Linked DNA regions of Mus musculus: region 2 is linked to region 1. A link is a loop called in an ENCODE intact Hi-C map of the cell type or tissue named here. Cell type or tissue: left cerebral cortex. All regions are shown on one strand. Each heading gives the region's core, and the rest is flanking DNA. Links, peaks and the distances in the headings are about the cores only. Region 1 has its middle 9.4 kb from the start of Gm46976. Region 2 overlaps Tspan11 (tetraspanin 11).

The links. A loop is a pair of places that touch in the nucleus more often than their neighbours do. Peaks named below come from ENCODE experiments on the same cell type or tissue, not always from the same donor. Only the 100,000 strongest peaks of a DNase experiment are listed, where the experiment ranks them.
Region 2: it touches region 1 in a loop (8-fold over the local background); 2 of 42 quality-filtered maps call a loop at or near these places.

Annotation. Positions count from the first base shown.
Region 1 is chr6:127,837,081-127,845,418 of GRCm38, forward strand. No RefSeq gene overlaps it. Among named protein-coding and RNA genes, the nearest start is that of Gm46976, 9.4 kb to the right of the region's middle. In left cerebral cortex, for the core only: no CTCF peak of the experiment used is centred there; DNase peaks (open chromatin) are centred at 3,312, 3,935, 4,401 and 7,046; H3K27ac peaks cover 535 bases.
Region 2 is chr6:127,898,300-127,906,637 of GRCm38, forward strand. The region is part of intron 1 of Tspan11 (tetraspanin 11); the gene reads left to right. Among named protein-coding and RNA genes, the nearest start is that of Tspan11, 15 kb to the left of the region's middle. In left cerebral cortex, for the core only: a CTCF peak has its summit at 4,713; DNase peaks (open chromatin) are centred at 2,236, 2,864, 3,111 and 4,454; H3K27ac peaks cover 396 bases.

The DNA of each region.
Region 1 (8,338 bases), core at 179-8,178:
ATATGTAACACACATGCGCATATGTATGGATCTTTAAATGACTAGAATTTCACGTGTACAAATGTTTTGCCTGCATTTAAGTACGCCATGTGATAGATACAGTGCCTGTGCAGAGACCAGGAGAGGGCATCAACCCCCACCCCCACCCCCACCCCTGGAACTGCAGACAGAGGTGGCTGTGAGCCACCCTGTGGGTGCTGCGAATTAAACCATCCTCTGTAAGACTGCAAGTGCCCTCAAGTGCTGAGTCTTCTCTCAAGCCCCTACATTTTATTTTCCCCCATGGCTTTTGCAAAATACCCTTAGTGGTATATTCTTCCTCCATTTCTCACCTAGTATCGGCCTCTCTCCCCACTTCCAGTTAACTGCCCCGTTTTTCTTATCTCCCCCGTAACAGCCTGTAGGCCTTCTTTTCTTCTGTTGCCCTTACCCATGGTTCTTGCTTGCTTTCCTGGTTTCTATGCTGACTCCAGGAAATATTGGAAGCTTGGATCCACAAATGAGAGACTGTGTGGTGCCTGTCTTCTGAGGTCTCGGTTACCTCAGTATAATAATTAGGGATTCATCGGAGAACCTGACCTTATTAAGACCTTGGACTATTATCATCTCTATAAGCAAAAAGCAGCAGATTTTCAAGGTTAGTACTGGATATGTGGATGTAAGGCCTGTCCCGCATGATCTTTCATGTGGAGTAGAGCTTGCTCCTTGGAAGTTAAGACACCAGACAAGTCCTTGACCAGGAAAAGGCTTCTTTATGTTTTCCTATATAGAAACATTCCCTCCCAGCTTCCTCGTGGATGCCTCTCTGGGTGGATTACTTACTTACTCAGCCTCCGGCTAGCAGCCTATCCACTAGGAGAAGTTCTCCAGGAATCTAACAGCAACAACTACCAAAAGAGACAGCCAGGGGCTTTTAGAGAAATAGCATAGAGGTTCACCTACATCCAAGATCAATTAGATTTCCCTTGCAGAGGTTGTCCTTCAAAGTAGATGGGGCCCCGGGGATGGAGCAATAGCTCCGCTAGCAGTTAAGGGCCCATATTGCTCTTTCAGTGGACCAGAGTTCAAGTCATAGAACAAGGGGCAGGCAGCTCACAAGCTCCAGTACCGGAAATATCAGACACCTCTAGCCTCCAAAGGCACCTATATTTGTGCACATATGACACACACACACACACACACACACACACACACACACACACACACACATTTTTAAAATAACAAAAATCTGAAACTAACAGCAGGGATGAGCCTTGGGCTGACTTCCTTGGGCTGACTTATAGGAGGACATGAGGTGACCTATTAATCCCCCCAGGTGAGAATAAGACCACTCATATAATTTTGAGCCAATTTTGAAGTAAGCTTTAATTAAGCACTGGCCAGGATGATAGACTCTGGCCAAGTCCATTCCCGGGTTCCCAGAAAATGGTGATGAGTCACATTTTACAGAGGCTTACAAAGGTAAACCCATAAGGCCATGCATTGTCCATTTAGGTCCAATTGGACAAACGTATACCCTGACATACTTCTTTTTCCCTACCTCCTGCCTCCATCGGTTTGGGGCAAGCATATATCCTGGCATATTTCCTGCCTAGCAGGATGTGATCAAGTACATCTGGTGCAGTTGGGTCAAACAGACTCATTTAGGGGAATGGAAACATGTGACCTGGTATCTTTCATAAACAATAGCCCCCAGCATCTCAGGTGGTGTCTGTCCTTGGCCAAGTGGCTTATAGGTTAGAAGCACTCTTGTTCCATGGATCTGTTAGGCACAATAATTAAAACTTAAAACTTAACTTTGGCTCTCACAACCTGCTTGTTGTGAGAAAATATTGCTTCTAAGTTAACAAGTAAAGTCTAATAAAATGTCAATAAAATGTCAAAAATATCCCTGAAGGTGGTACCGTCAAGCACTTGAGTAATGGACCTTCCCCAGCACAGGTTGGAGAGCTGGGATCTTCCCAGCTCCTTCCTCTGGTTGTGTCTGATCTATCCTTAATTCTTCTGCTGACCCTTGCCCTTCCCCACGTCTTCTCAATAAACAGTTCTCATTTCTTCCAGGATTCAACAACTCTAGCTTCCAATGACATTATAACAAGACCTCAGCCCAATTCCAGAAAGAAATCCAGAAACATGAATGGATTATCCTCCTGGGCCAAAACAGCAACCTGACAGTTCAGCAAGGAGAACACCTCCCCTCCCCCCCCCACCCCCGTCCCCGTCCCCAAGCTTGACCCCCTGTCAAGGAATGCAAGATGCAAGGAATGCTTGGACAATTTTCAGTCCTACCCAAGGGAGCCTCCCTTTAGGAATGGTTGGAGAGACTGTCTGCTGATTGTTAGAGTCCTCATTTCAATGAAAAGCAGCTACTGAAACTTTACCCTTTTGCATGCTTAAAAGATGTAAGGAGCGAGTTCTCTCTGGGGGGCAAGTTGAGGCAGGATAGTGTAGCAGCAAGGCCAGAGACTCAGTCCACTCTGTCTGAAAAGAGTATGTTGTGTGTCCCTTCCCAGCAGGGCAACAGTTCATCAGCAACTAGTATTTGGTTGGGTACCTGCTCATAGAAAAAGGGGGGCCAGTGTAAGCCAGTATTTAGTGCAAAGAGGACAGGTGGGGCCCTTGAAACAACCTGTCAAGGGAAAGCTCTCATTACCACCTCATGAATATGCATGAGTAGGGATATTTGTCTAAACTGAAGAGCCTGTACCCACATGGAACATCCAAAGTAAGTACGTTTACAATGATGGGGTTTGCACAACATCCCAAGTTATGCGATAATCCATCTGCCAGTCAAGCCAAGGGGCCACCCAGTTTCCACCCCTGGGGATCAGCTCCTTTCCCACCCCTAAACTCAAAATAAAAAAATCTTTGAAAAAAAAACAAGTAAGGAACTCAACAGCTGTCTGGCTAGATCCTGACACTGGGCTTGCAGCAAATCTTCTCTAGTGTTTCTTTCTCTCCTAACAAAACCATTATCAGTTGTGTATACTTTCTCGATTGTTTGATAAAGTCTCCAAGAACCTGGAACTCGGCAATCACAAAACTCCGCAGTACCAGCACTGCTTGTCCCCCCTGAGACTGGTCCCTTGGAGTGAGGCTCCAAAGACTGTTCTGAGTTAGGCTCTAATTGTCCATCCATGCAAAGCCTTGCCAGTCAGTGGCTCAGACTCTGAGCAGTTATGGTCTGATCACCAACGCCGCCATCTCTAGCACACCCCCTGTGCTCCTGCCTCTGTACAGTGTCTGAGAGCAGCTGCGAGTCCTGGAACACTCCATCCGGAACTTAGTACATCAGCCGTGGCCCACAGTGAGAGAGAGAGAAACACCCACATCACGGCTGTGCATCTGGAAGCAGAGCCGCTCTGTGTTGTGTGTGTTGAAATAGCCCTTGCTCCTTAATTTTGTGTTGCTTGGGGTTATGTTAAAATTAGTATGTCCAGAATATAGCAGTGAGGAAAGATGGCCCAGAAACCTTTTTTAGACAGGAAAGGGAATGCTGGCCTGCTTTTCTCCGTGTGCAAAGAGACAGATCACAAAGTGAACCAGAACTGACAAAGACGTGTATTTCTTTGTTGCTGTCTTTTTGTGCCTGGCAAGAAGGGTCTCCCTACAACACATTACGGTCACTTTTCTCTAAGGGCTACCTTCCTGCATCCCTCAGTGTCCCAAATGGGCTTTCAAGGCTGTGGCTTTCCCAAATTCTGAGTCCCTTGTGCCCTCTAGGCCACAATAGATACACAAGTCATTGTATAAAATCTCCTGTTTTTCTTTTCGTCTTCCTCTTGCCCCACCCCCACCCCCACACCCTTCTAGGGACTCGTTCAAATGCCCTTGGGAATATCTCCAGCCTCTGGATGACAGTGACTACTGCATGAGGGTGACACCAAGTTATGTGTGCTGCTTAACAACTGTTTGCTCACTCATTGGTTCTCTCCTTCCACCCCACGGATCCTGGGGAATCAAACTCAGGCCATCAGCCTTGGTGGCGAGCGCCTTTACCTGCTGAGCCAACTCAACAATCTATGCTTCACATTTCTATCAGTGTTATGATTTCAAGAGTTTGCTGCTGAAGCTTCTGGCTGCACAGAGCACAGTCACCTCCCAACCTAAGAGGTCGTCTTAGTTAGGGTTTCTACTGCTGTGAAGAGACACCATATATATACACACACACACACACACACACACACACACACACACACACACACACAAATACTGTGGTGGTCAGTCTTGTCACCTTGGCAAGATATAGAAGTCACTCTGTCAGTGAAGTTGTTTCTACCAAGGGTTGACTGAGGTAGGAAGACTCGCCCTGAATGTAAGCAGCGCCATCCCACAGACTGAGAGGAAAAGGACAGAGCAAGCCGAGTACCAGCATTCTTCATTGCCTGCTTCCTGACAGCCGGTGCGACGGACAGGCTGCCTCACAGTCCTGCTGCTCACTCTCACTGCCAAGAAGACCTAAGCCAGCCCTCACAGTAAACCTTCCCTGCTCCAGACGCCTTCTTGGGCACCTTTGTCACAACAATAAGAAAATTAACTAAGAGCCACATACATATATGATAAGAGTTTAATTTTTGTTTTTTAAATATTTATTTTTAATCATGTGTATGTGCCCTGCATGTGTGGATGTGACTAAGGATGTCCAGTGAGGCCAGAGGGGGACATCAGATTCCCTGGATCTGGAGTTACAGACCCTTGATATGGGTAGTGTATGTATTCAGTATGAACAAGCTGGACAGAGGACGGCTCACTTCCCAGGAAGGGCATTACAGGACAATGTGTAAATTGAAAATAAAATTACAATGTATGTATGTACTGTTTTCTTGTAGAATTTTCCACATTAACGTCTTCAGGCTGCGACTATCACCACGTGGTAACCACTACCACCTAATCAGGTAGCTAGCTGAGAGACAGCATCTTGTTTCGTTCTCTGGTCACTGGCGAGTTTGAGCATCTCTCTGTGTGTCCCTTAGGATCTTGTGACTTCAGGTTAGTTGCCTGACTTTGTAGCCAGTTTCCTGTCTTTTTCCTTCCTGGTTTGTGGTAGTCACTGCTGTGCTCCTCAGACCTCCAAGTCTTGGCTCTTGCTGTCGTCAGTGTTCTTTAATTTGTTGTCTTTTGGATTTTGTTTGTGTTTCCGTTGCAGTGCCGGAGAGTGATGCACGTGGCTAGGCACGACTCTGCCACTGCCCCTTGTTTATATTTTGAAGTGGGGGGGGGGGGGTCTCCTTAAGTTGGCCAGGCTGGCCTTGAACTCGCTCTGTAGCACAGGCAGGCTTTAAACTTTGGATCCTCTCGCATCAGCTTCCAAGTAGCTGGAATTGCAGGCCGGTGCTACAACAACCCAGCTTTCAGGTTTAAAAGTTGTAAAGAACTTCATTTCTATCACCCATCTGTCACCTTGGTCTTTTATTAAACACCACTCCTCTGCATTTTATTTGCCCCCTATCTCGCCCCCTTACCATCACCACCACCATACACACAAAGGGACGGACAGGCACAGAGATAGCACCTCCATCATCGCTCATAACAAGAACAAACCTTCTTCCTCTCGCATACAGATGTACCTCTGGGGATGAGAGAATATTACCTGCGTGCACGCCCCCCTAAGCCTTCACTAATGACCTCCACACGCTGTAGCACATTACACTGAGTGACAGGGGAGTCTCATTTCCACCTTTTCAAAATCATCCGAGGGGTCGACAGATCCTTGTCTCGAGCGGTTCAATATTTGGTAAGGCACTAGAGAGACGGTTCAGCAGTTAGGAACACTTGTCCCTCTTGCAGAGGACCGGGGTTCAGTTCCCAGCACCCTCATGGCAGCTTGCAACCATCTGTAAACTCTGGCTCTGAAGATCTGATGCCCTCTCTGCCGTCCATGGGCACTAAACACACATGCTACACATGCGAACATCCAGACAAACACACACATTCGCATAAATAATCCTTCTCGCTGTCTAAACCAGTCCCCCACCCTCTGCCATTCACTGTTTTTAAAGTAGCCCTCTAGGGTGGCTTCATTTGGGAAGTTTCCCACATTGCTATGAACATAGTCCTAGGTCTTATCACCTTTAATAAAAGTTAAAATTTCATCATTAAAAGTCACATTCTTTGTTAGACTTTCCCCAAGGAAATCATTTCATTTTTTTTTTTTTTAGTCCTGAAAGTAGCACCCATTTCTCCTCTTACATATTCTAGCTGGCTTGAAAGAAAATTTGATGCTTTTTCTTTGTTGTAAGTGATCTTCTTGGCTAGTAACTTTGCCAACATTTTATTCTAGTGATTTCTCTCTTGATTCTGTTGGATTTCCCATGTCTCTAAGAGACTTTATAGTATATTAAAAAGTAACCCGTGTTTTGTTCCAGGTCATAAAATAAGATCATTAATAGCCTCCCTATAAATGTACACACTCACAGCAAATTTGTGATATGTCAACTTTATCGCTGTTTCCTATCATAAATTTCATGATTTTGAATGGCACTTGATTGTTCACAAATTTACTTCTAGAGTTAATCTACCTGACCATTCTATACTTTAAAATATACTCTTGGATTCAGGAGTTAATATTTAATTAGGAAATCCAAATTAAGTAGACAATAATATTCTTTTGCTACTTTATCTGATCGTGAAGCCAATGCCAGCTAGTACTGTAAAATATGTGAGGCAGAGAGATCTCTTCCTGCTTTCTGAAATATTCTGGTTCCTTAAATTTGGTGAGACTGGCCTAAAAACTGTGGGTGTGGGCCTTTAATCCAGGGAATAGGGCATGGTCTCAGTTTTCAATTCCTTTCATAGCTCTATGCTGTATATATTTTGTTTTCCTAGATTATATATATTGTATATATCCTAATATGTAAATGCTTATTTTTTATTTTTAATTATACCATATAAATATATATTTATACGTAACTATATATATATATATATATATATATATATATATATATATATACCTTCTCATTCCTGGCATTCTCCCACCTTTTCTAGCTTGTCATGTGTGCCAGCCCAACTCCTCCCTCACACTCTGCTTTGTTTCTGTGTCACTTGTTCCTGGTCACTTTTGCAATTGATGTCCTCATTTTCATTGCTTGGCAGTTTTATCTGGTGATGAAAATGCATCCTTGTAAGCACTGGCTGTCCCTGTTCCTTCCTGGCTTCTTTTCTTTCTTTACTCTTCTTCGCTGTTTTGTATTTCCCTATAGAAATGCCTCTTTAACTAGAAATTATTTCCAAAGAGGTGACCATTTTCATAAACTGAACCTTTATTCATAATTACTAGTTCATGCCATGGTGATCTGAGGCTCAGGGCTCACCTCGCTCTCCTTACCCTTAGAACTGTGGAAATTTAATAGAGGTTTGCTGCTGATGACCCATGTTTGGCTGTTTTGGGTTTTGGGTTTTCGGGGTTTTTGGCTGTCATTTGTTGTTGGTTTTTTTGTTTGTTTGTTTGTTTTGTTTTTGAGGCAAGAACTGATTATGGAGTTCCCGCTGGCCTCGAGCTCTCAAACCTGCCTCAGTCTAGTCTCCTACGTGCTGGGATTACAGACCCAATCAGAGCCTGTGAAGAGTCCCTGTCCACAAGACAAATGTCCATCTGACTCTTGATTTTGAGGGAAGAAGTGTTTGTTTCATGTTTAGCTTTGTTCTATTGGGATTGTTAAGGTTTATTTTCCATGTACGGGTGTTTTGACACCCACCCACCCCACCCCCGTGTGTGTGTGTGTGTGTGTGTGTGTGTGTGTGTGTGCATGCACATCACCTGCAAACTAGTGCCCTCAGAGGTTCAGAAGGTGTCGGAGACAGCTGTGAGGCAGGGTTTAAATGCTGGAAACCCCAGCCCCATTGCTTGTTTTTCTGTCTGTTGGTTAGTTGACTAATATAAGAGAAGTTGGTGGTAGTAGTTTGGTCTGGGTTGGGTTGGGGGGGGTGTAGTTAGTGAGTTGTTTGCATATTCTTTATTCAAGTTCATATTCCTAAATTTTATCACAAGGGTATCCACAGAATTTTTTTTTTAATTTTACCTATAGCACCGGGCATTCTATGACCTCTTCCAATATGAAGTCTTACATGCATCTTTATTTTTTTAAATGTAGTCATTATATACACTTGTATCTCTTTTTCTGAGTCATCTTTCATGGACCTTGGCATTTCTTCTTCATCTAGTCTCCATCTTCTGTTTCCCCCTTATCTCTCCCCCTAATCCTCTAGGACACTTCCCAAACTCCATCTTCAGGCTCATGGAAGTGTTCTTGGTGCCTTTCACTGAGTCTCCCTCATAAACTAGTGGGTCTTCCAAACTGCTTGCTTTTTCTGCTTCCCACTTAACCACATCCCCAGG
Region 2 (8,338 bases), core at 269-8,268, 61 kb after region 1:
TTACCAGTGATGGTGTTTCAGAAGGAAGATGTGGTCGGGGTTTTGGCTTGGTGGCTTTAACGTAAGTCCAGTATCATGAAGCTCTGGGTCCCATCCCCAGCAAACATACAAAAAGAAGGGAGGGTTTGGGAAATGAAGGTGGGCCAGTGTCTCAATTTCATGAAGAAGGCTGAAAGCCATCTCTTTTCTTGGCAATTAGAAGTGACTTTGAGAAATATGGAGAGGTGCCCATCAGACAGTAGAGAGTTCAGAATGTCTGGGTGAGGGAATGACCTCAGACCTAAGTGGCAAAAGGAAGGTTAATCTTTCTTGTCAACATGGCTGGACTTAGACTCACCTAGGAGACTTGCCTCTGAGTGTGCCTTTGATGATGTTTCCAGAAAGGTTTAATTGATGAGGGGGAAATTCACCCTTGAATGTGGACTTCACCATCCAATGGGCTTAAGTCCTGGACTGAATAAATGAAAGAAAAAAGAAAAAGGAAGCCAGCTGTACACCAGCCCCCTCCCTCCCTCCCTCCCACCCTCCCTACCTGTCTCATGATTATGGATACTGCATGACCAATCGTCCCATACTTCTGCCACCATGTCTTTCCCACCATGATGGAGTCTATCCTTCAAACTTTGAACAAAAACAGCTGTCTTTCTTAAGTTGCTTTGGTCATATATTTTATCATAGCAACAGGAAAAGTGATATGTCATCGAATAACTAGAGGGAGACAGGACCTGGGAGCACATGGGAGGCCAGAGATATAGGGAGACTGGGAGTAGACATAGCATTGAACCTGACCTCACACCAGCTGTCGTTCTTTCTAAGGGAGGTCAGGTTCCCCTCATCCAGAGGCAGAGCTACCGCAGAATTTCATTTCTTCTTTTCTGAGAGAGACATTAACCAGAGAAGACTGACTCCCAGAGAAGCAATCCAGGGAGAAAAACAATACTGAGCTGCTGAAACAAAACGCAGCAGGACAGTAGCTTGAAACATAAATTGTCTCCCAGGTAGCAGTCCAGGATGGGTCGGCAGCTCCACTGCACAGTCATTATAGATCCTGATCACACAGTCTCATTTCTTTCCCTGTCATGCAAGGGACACTGTGTGTGCCGAGACCAGCTGCACCAGCATCAGCTGGACACAATGTTCACTGCCTGCCTCAAGACTTTGAATGATATTTCTAGAGGAGGCTCCAGCTCCCAGTGGTGTCATGGTGGCAGTTGTGTGGCTTTTACAGTTCTGGGGACTGAGACACATGCCCAGCTTTCCTTGTGTTACTGCACAACTCCTGAACCCTCTCTATATGGTCTTTGTTACAGTCCTTAAGCTGCACCCACAGCAAACACTGGGGAAGTCTGGGACGCCGAAGGCTCACCACCAGGAGCTCTGAAGGCAGTGTTGACTACAATGGCAGGATGTAGCTTGGGCTTCCGGAGGGGACTTGATGACTGTGGATTTCAGAGCAACACACAGTTGGAGAAACCCACCAAGGTGGAAAAGATGGAGTGGGAAGATAGAGGCTGGGGAGTATGGGAGATTGCAGACAGATGGCATGACACTAAAGCGATGAGCCTGCATTTAGCATCCACCCAGGACTTTTTTTTAAAGTGAACGGAACATTACTGATAATTACAATAGCAAGACAATAGGCATCACTGGTATTGTCCCAGACACAATAGGTGTAAACATGACATTGGGTGAGAATATGGAAACATGTCACCTGCTAAAACTGCCTGAGCACCTTCAGCTTGCTAACCGTGTGACCTCTGTCTGACCTCAGTGGCCCTTTCTGCATCTGTAGCAGGAGACAGTTCTAATACTCATCTCCTGGGGTGCCTGTGAGCCCTAAAGAGATTTACTTATGACAGACTCTGAGTCACACCCAGTGTGTCATGTGCGAGGGCTGCTGGGCACCTCTATCAGGGATGCAGAAATGATCCGAGATAACCGCGATCAAAGCACTTGAAAGGGACACTTTTGCCTGACTCAGTAAGGGAGGCCGTCCTTGTAGTCCATAAGAAAGCTACAGCTTGGCATCAGAGAGAGCTACACACAGGACTGGGGCCAGAGGCTGGGTGTCCTTCAGCCTCCTTAAGTCATTGGGGTTGAGGAAGGTGACATAAGCACCGAGATAGATGTCACCATCTGCATTTGATGACCTCATGCCCACTGTGATGGCCAAGGCCATGTGGGTGGCACCTGCTGGAGCCCTGGCTGTAAGTCACCCAGGCTGCAGCGTGCCTTTCAGCACCCACACATGTAAAGTGTGTGCTTCCTGCTCTCAGGTTGGAAGCCATCAGTGCTATCTTCCTACTTGTTTTAAAAAGACTTTCCTGCCCATACCAGTGTACTTCGCTAAATAAAGGTCTTGGCTTCTTGTAAGGGGATGATAATGGTCAGCTGGGAGCAGGGTCTCTCTAGTAACCATCTTTCTGGTCAGAGACACTAGTAAGCAAAGTGGACACCGGAAGAGAGGACCTGGAGCTAGCAGACACAGACAGTATGTTACTTGGGGTAACCCAGATGCTGTAACTGGGGTCTAGAATGTTCCCAAAGGCCTCTGAGTAGAGGTCTCAGCCCCCAAGGTGGTGTTATTGGGAGGGGCTGATACCTTCAAGAGGTGGAGTCTAATGTAAGAAAGTTAGGTCACTGGGATGTGTCCTTAAAGGGGCTATTGAGACCCTGTCCCCACACTGTGTTTCCTGGGCACCATAAGGTCAATAGAACTGTGTCCCCCCTCCACCAGAGGCCCAGAGTGACAGTGCCTAGCAGCTGTGTGCATTGGAACCCCTGAAACCATGAGCTAAAATTAACCTTTCCTCTTTTAAGTTGACTTTTCCCTGGCATTTTTGTCACAGCAACCGAGATTTGACACACCACCCACTTTCCACTGTGTCCTTGCTTTCTCCCTGAAGGCTGTTGGCCACCATAATGAGGGGAGAAAGGGGGCAGAGGCAAAGAGCAGGGTTGGGATGGCTGTGTGTATGGCAGAATGACCTCTGGAAACTGCTGCAGCTGAGACAATTCTACTTTATTGTGTCAGGGATAGGGTGTATATGAGTGTTTTCAGGGGTACCGGTGGAAAGGGCTAATTGGTCATGGCATCAAGCAAGCAGGAAAGGCTGACTGCATATAGTACAGCACCTAATTATCATGTGGGCAGGAAGCCAGAGCGGGATGTGTGCTGAGTGCTGCAGCTTGCAGAGAGCTCTGTACAAGGTGATATTTCAGACAAGGCCAGCGACCTGTGTTCAAAGGCAGGCAGAGACAGGGAAGTCCCACTGATAAAGAGGGACTTTTTGCACTGATAGAGTACCATTTTGCATCCAGCACTGAAAGCCATCTGGTCATGGGGATTGCTACCTTAATAGCAAGGTTCCCCGACATCCCACTGTCCTTCGCTGAGGAAGGCCTTCAAGATCCGGATTCAATCATCCCTTGAGCATTTCAGGACATGAAGTATTTGCAAGTTCTCCAGTCCATTCAATCCTCAAAACTACCCAGAAAGGAGACAGAACTGGCCCAGCACCATCTCCAATTTACAAAGCAGGATGCTGAGTCCCTGGAGGCCATTCGGCTTGCCAAGGATCACAGTGCTGGAGGTGACAGCTGGTGCTCACACCCAATGATTAGTGCTGCTCTTGTGTTTGTTTATTCACTGACACTTGTCATATGTGTCAGGAAGTTCCTGTTTCAAAGATCAGACTACAATTTTTTAAAGGAAAAAAGTCAGAACCACTTAGCAGAAAGTGACAGCAAACAGAACCGGAGGAGACTGTGTGCACATGCATGTGCGCACATGTATATTCACATGTGTGTATATATGAATCTGTATGTACTTGTGTGTGTACACTGAGTGTGCATGTGTGCATATGTGTGCACACATGTGTGTATGTGTATATGTGTGCTTATGTGTGTGTCAGTGTGTGTGCATGTGTGTGTGTATATATATATATATATATATATATATATGTGCATGCTTGTGTAAATGCTTATGTGTATGTATGTATGTGCATTCATGTAGACACATGTATGTGTACTTTTGTAAGTATGTGAGTGTGTGTGATGTGTGTGTGTACAGTGTGTACATATAGGTATATATATATATATATATGTGCACATGTATGTATATATGTGTATGTATATGTATACATGTGTGTGTGTGTGTGTTTGTCTAGGTCTATCTCAGTGTGTATGTGTGTGTTGCATGTGCATATTCATGTGGAACCTGATGGGAGCACACAGCTAAAAACAGGGCAGGGGGTGGATTCCCACATATAACACACGTTGGTGCTGCAAATGAGGCCAAAAAAGTCCCATCCTGTCCTTACTTAGGAAAGCATCAAAGAGGACTTAGAGACTAAGTATTCTTACTGCCAGGATCTTAATTCAAGGTCCACCTACAGCACCATCCACGAGACTCTATAGTTAGCAATCAACCCTTAGTCTGATCCAAACAGTGGCCCACATCCATCCACGTGTATGCAGGAGCTAACATCAACACTCTGACAAAGTAGTGCCTCCCCAGAGACGCAAGCTCATGCCTACATGCCTCACTGTGGAGCTCACAACCAGACGATTCCAAGTCTCCAGCTCAGGCAGCCAGAAGCAAGGAAGCGCTCAATCTGGAAGGTTCTATGAGCATCGGCAGTTCCTTTGTAGTTCACGGACTGCCATCTTAACTCAGGGCTGCTGCCTCCTACGGTCCCAAGTGCAGTCTACACCCAGGACAGACACCATGATCTTACCTCTCACATGAGATCATCAAGCTGAAGGAATCGGAAAACAAAAGTTAGAGCTACAGGAGACCGGTCAAGACACACTGTCCTGCTAAGGCTCACCCTCAGCATCCCACCAGGGGACTGAGCAGCAAATTAGGGACACACAGGGACCCTCAGCTTAGCTTCCCTCTCTAGTCCTCAGTCATAACTGCCAACCAGGAGTAGGGATCTTCTGTGGACCGCAAAACCACAACATGACCTGTGGCTCCTCCTGGTATCCAGGGCTTGGCTTCAGTTCTCAGTGAAACAGGCAGACTGGAAAAATGGCTCCATAGAGAAAAAGACCCTGCTGTGAAAGCCTGAAGGCCTGAGTTCAGATCCCCAGAACTCACATTAAAAAAGAAACAGAAAATAGTATACGGGTCTGTAATCTCAGCACGATCCTACTGGAAATGGGAGGCGGAGGCAAGAGAGCTGCTGGAAGTTTGAGAGCCAGAGATAATAAATAAGAGCCCTGCCCTTGTCTCAAAAAAAAGGTAGAAAGAGCATCAATACCTAAAGTTGTCCTTTTACCTACACACACTAGCACACACACACACAAGCACATACATACAAGTGCACATATACATGCATACACACACACAAGCACAGACATACACACACACACAAGTACGCACATACATGCACACACACAGAAGCACACACACACAAGTGCACACACACAAGCACACACACATGCACACACATATCTAAGCACACACACACGTGCACACACACAAGCACACACACATGCACACACATATCTAAGCACACACACACAAGTGCACACACACATGCACACACATATCTAAACACACACATGCACACACATATCTAAGCACACACACACACACATCCAAGGATCATGTGGCTCCTTCCAAACACCCCTGCAGCTCTCAGCTCTGAAATGACTGAGAGCCCTCCCAGCTTCTTGGCCTTGTCAGAACCATTCCTGACTCCACCAGGACAGCAGGCCCATCTGGGCTCCATCTATGGCTTCTCATCCTCTGAGCTCTTTGAGACCCATTCCCTGGGAATGGGGGTTGGAGGGGCAGGCTTGCAGATGAGAGAGAAAGAGTCATCCCCAAGTCTTTCAACTGGTGACATTACATATCCAGTCCTCAGGAATGGCCCAGAACATGACATCAACATGACATCTGCTCTTGCTTTTCTAAGAAGGCCTGTGGCATGCCTGTGAACTTAGCAGCCCCTGAATCCAGCTTTGTTCCTCTGTCAACACCACCACTTAGGAAAGGCACTTGAAGCTGCTGCTCCAGAGATCTGTGAAAAGGTTTCAGCATTTTGGTGGAAACTGTCTTAAATATGAGTCCCATGAGAGGCTATACCCACACTACATGATTCCTACCACACCTGGGTGATATCTGACTGTCCCTAGACATGGCTCCCAGGATTCTGAGTCAAAATGAGATGCTGACATCAGAAGCATCTTGAAGCAAGATAAGACAAGTCTTTCCTGGTTCCGGCCTCAAAAATCCCGTCTTCCAAGAAGCATCACTGTCCTAGGAAATCGGAGTCATTGGTCACTCTCTGGCTGAGTATTGTTCCAACCCTGAAGAGCTGGGACCCTGGGACAGGTTAGTCATCTACATGCCAATGAGTCCCCAGGTGTCCATGTGATCTCCAAGCAACCTGGTAGGAACCACTCTAAAGTTACCTCCTGAGCCCAGTAGGCAATATTCACTAGGCACAGTGGGAGGGGCCATGAATCTTCCAGGCCACAGATGTCCCGTTTCAGTCCTTAGGGTCTTAGCATAGTCCCCGCCTAGGACAGGCAATAGTCAGCCTGTGAGCATCCACCAATTGCTAGGGCTCTGAAAAGGCCTAATTCCTTCATGAGGCCCTGACCTCTGTTATGGCATCCTGATGGCCCTCTGATGTAGCGATGCTAGCTTGCAGATAATGGAAGGTTAGGAAAGTCGCTTCAGTGCTGGGAGCTCTCTGAGCCTTGGTGCCTCTAGGTGGGCAGGGAATACAGTTGTTTAGGATTCTAGCCCTCTCAGAGGACAAAGAGGCAGCTTGTTAAAACGGGGATTCTGGGAAACAATCATCCCTTTCATACCCACATGCTTGCTTGTGATTCAGCATCAGAGGTTGATATAGAAATGATAAGAAACATCTGTGATGCTCTCATCAGGAAGGCAGAGGCAGGAGCATTGTGACTTCTAGGCCAGACTAGGCTACATAGCAAGACCATGTGGTGGTTATCGTTATTGCCAATTTGGGCACAACCTGGAATCACCTGAGAAGAAGGGTTTGTCTACATTGGATTGAACTGAGAGCCTGTCTATTGGGAATTATATAATTCATTTAGTTGATGCGGGAAGAACCAGCCTACTGTGGGCAGTACCATTCCCTAGTCAAAGAGTCCTGAAATATGTAAGAGTGAAGAAATTAGAGTGAGCACAAGTAAGCCAGCAAGTGAGCATGTGCAGATTCATTTCTTTCTGCTCTTGACTATGGATGTGATGTGACTAGCTGTTTGAAGTTTCTGCCTTCACTTCCCCAACTTCCTCACAATGGTTGGCTGTACCCGGAAACTCTAAGCTAATATAAACTTGTTTCCCCTATACTGCTTTTTGTAGGGTTATTATTTATCATAGGAAAAGAAATGAAACTAGGACATCCTGTTTCAAAAAAAAAATGGTTCTCTCACCCTTCCATCCCCAGGTAGTCCCACATGTCCTGACAGTCTGACCCCCAACCATGGTACAGACTGCCTCTCACCTCCTCAATCTCATTCTGACTCATTTTAAGGAAGTTATGGCTGAAGCTCATAACCTCTCTGTAGATGTAAAGAAAGGGAAAATGGCCACTTATTGAAGTTTGGAGTGTTGGATGGCCAACGGAAGGGACCTTCCATCTCCCCATGATGTCAGCAGTAGAAGACAAAGTGTTATCCAGGAGGCTCTGAGAAACATTACAGAAAATAACAGCATCCCAATCCAGAACCAAGCCAATACTGATGAGGGATTTTCCCTTAGGAGACCACACTGGTACTTCAGCATAGCTGATGGTAAGACACATAGCTAGGTCTACTGCCTAGCTCTGTTGGTAGGTTTCAAAGCTGTCACTAGGTGACCCACTGATTTGGCCAAGGTTTCTGATGTTAGGTGGGGAACTGATAAAAGACCAGTGGCATTTCTCAAACAAGTCATGGAGGCTTTCTGCCACTACACACACATAGAACCCAAGAAAACAGAGAAATCTGGCATGGTACCCTGACTTTCATCAGTAAGTCAGCATCAGACATCAAGAAGAAGTTACAGAGATAAGAAAGATGAGGAGAAAAGTCATTGAGAGATCTAGTGGAAATTGCAGAAAAGGATAACAGAGAATACAATAACAGAGAACATATAGAAGAAAAGTAGATTAAGACAGGAAAGACATTGAGTAGAGATTTAGCCAGAGTCCTTCTAGTCAACAACACCTCAGATCCAAGGGAAAGGAAACACTAGTTCCAACAGATTGCTGGAGGGAAGGAGTCTAAAGAAGCTGCTGACCACCATTAGGTAAGAATCAATGTGCTTACTACAAGGAAGAAGGTCATTGGGCTAAAGAAGAAGCCG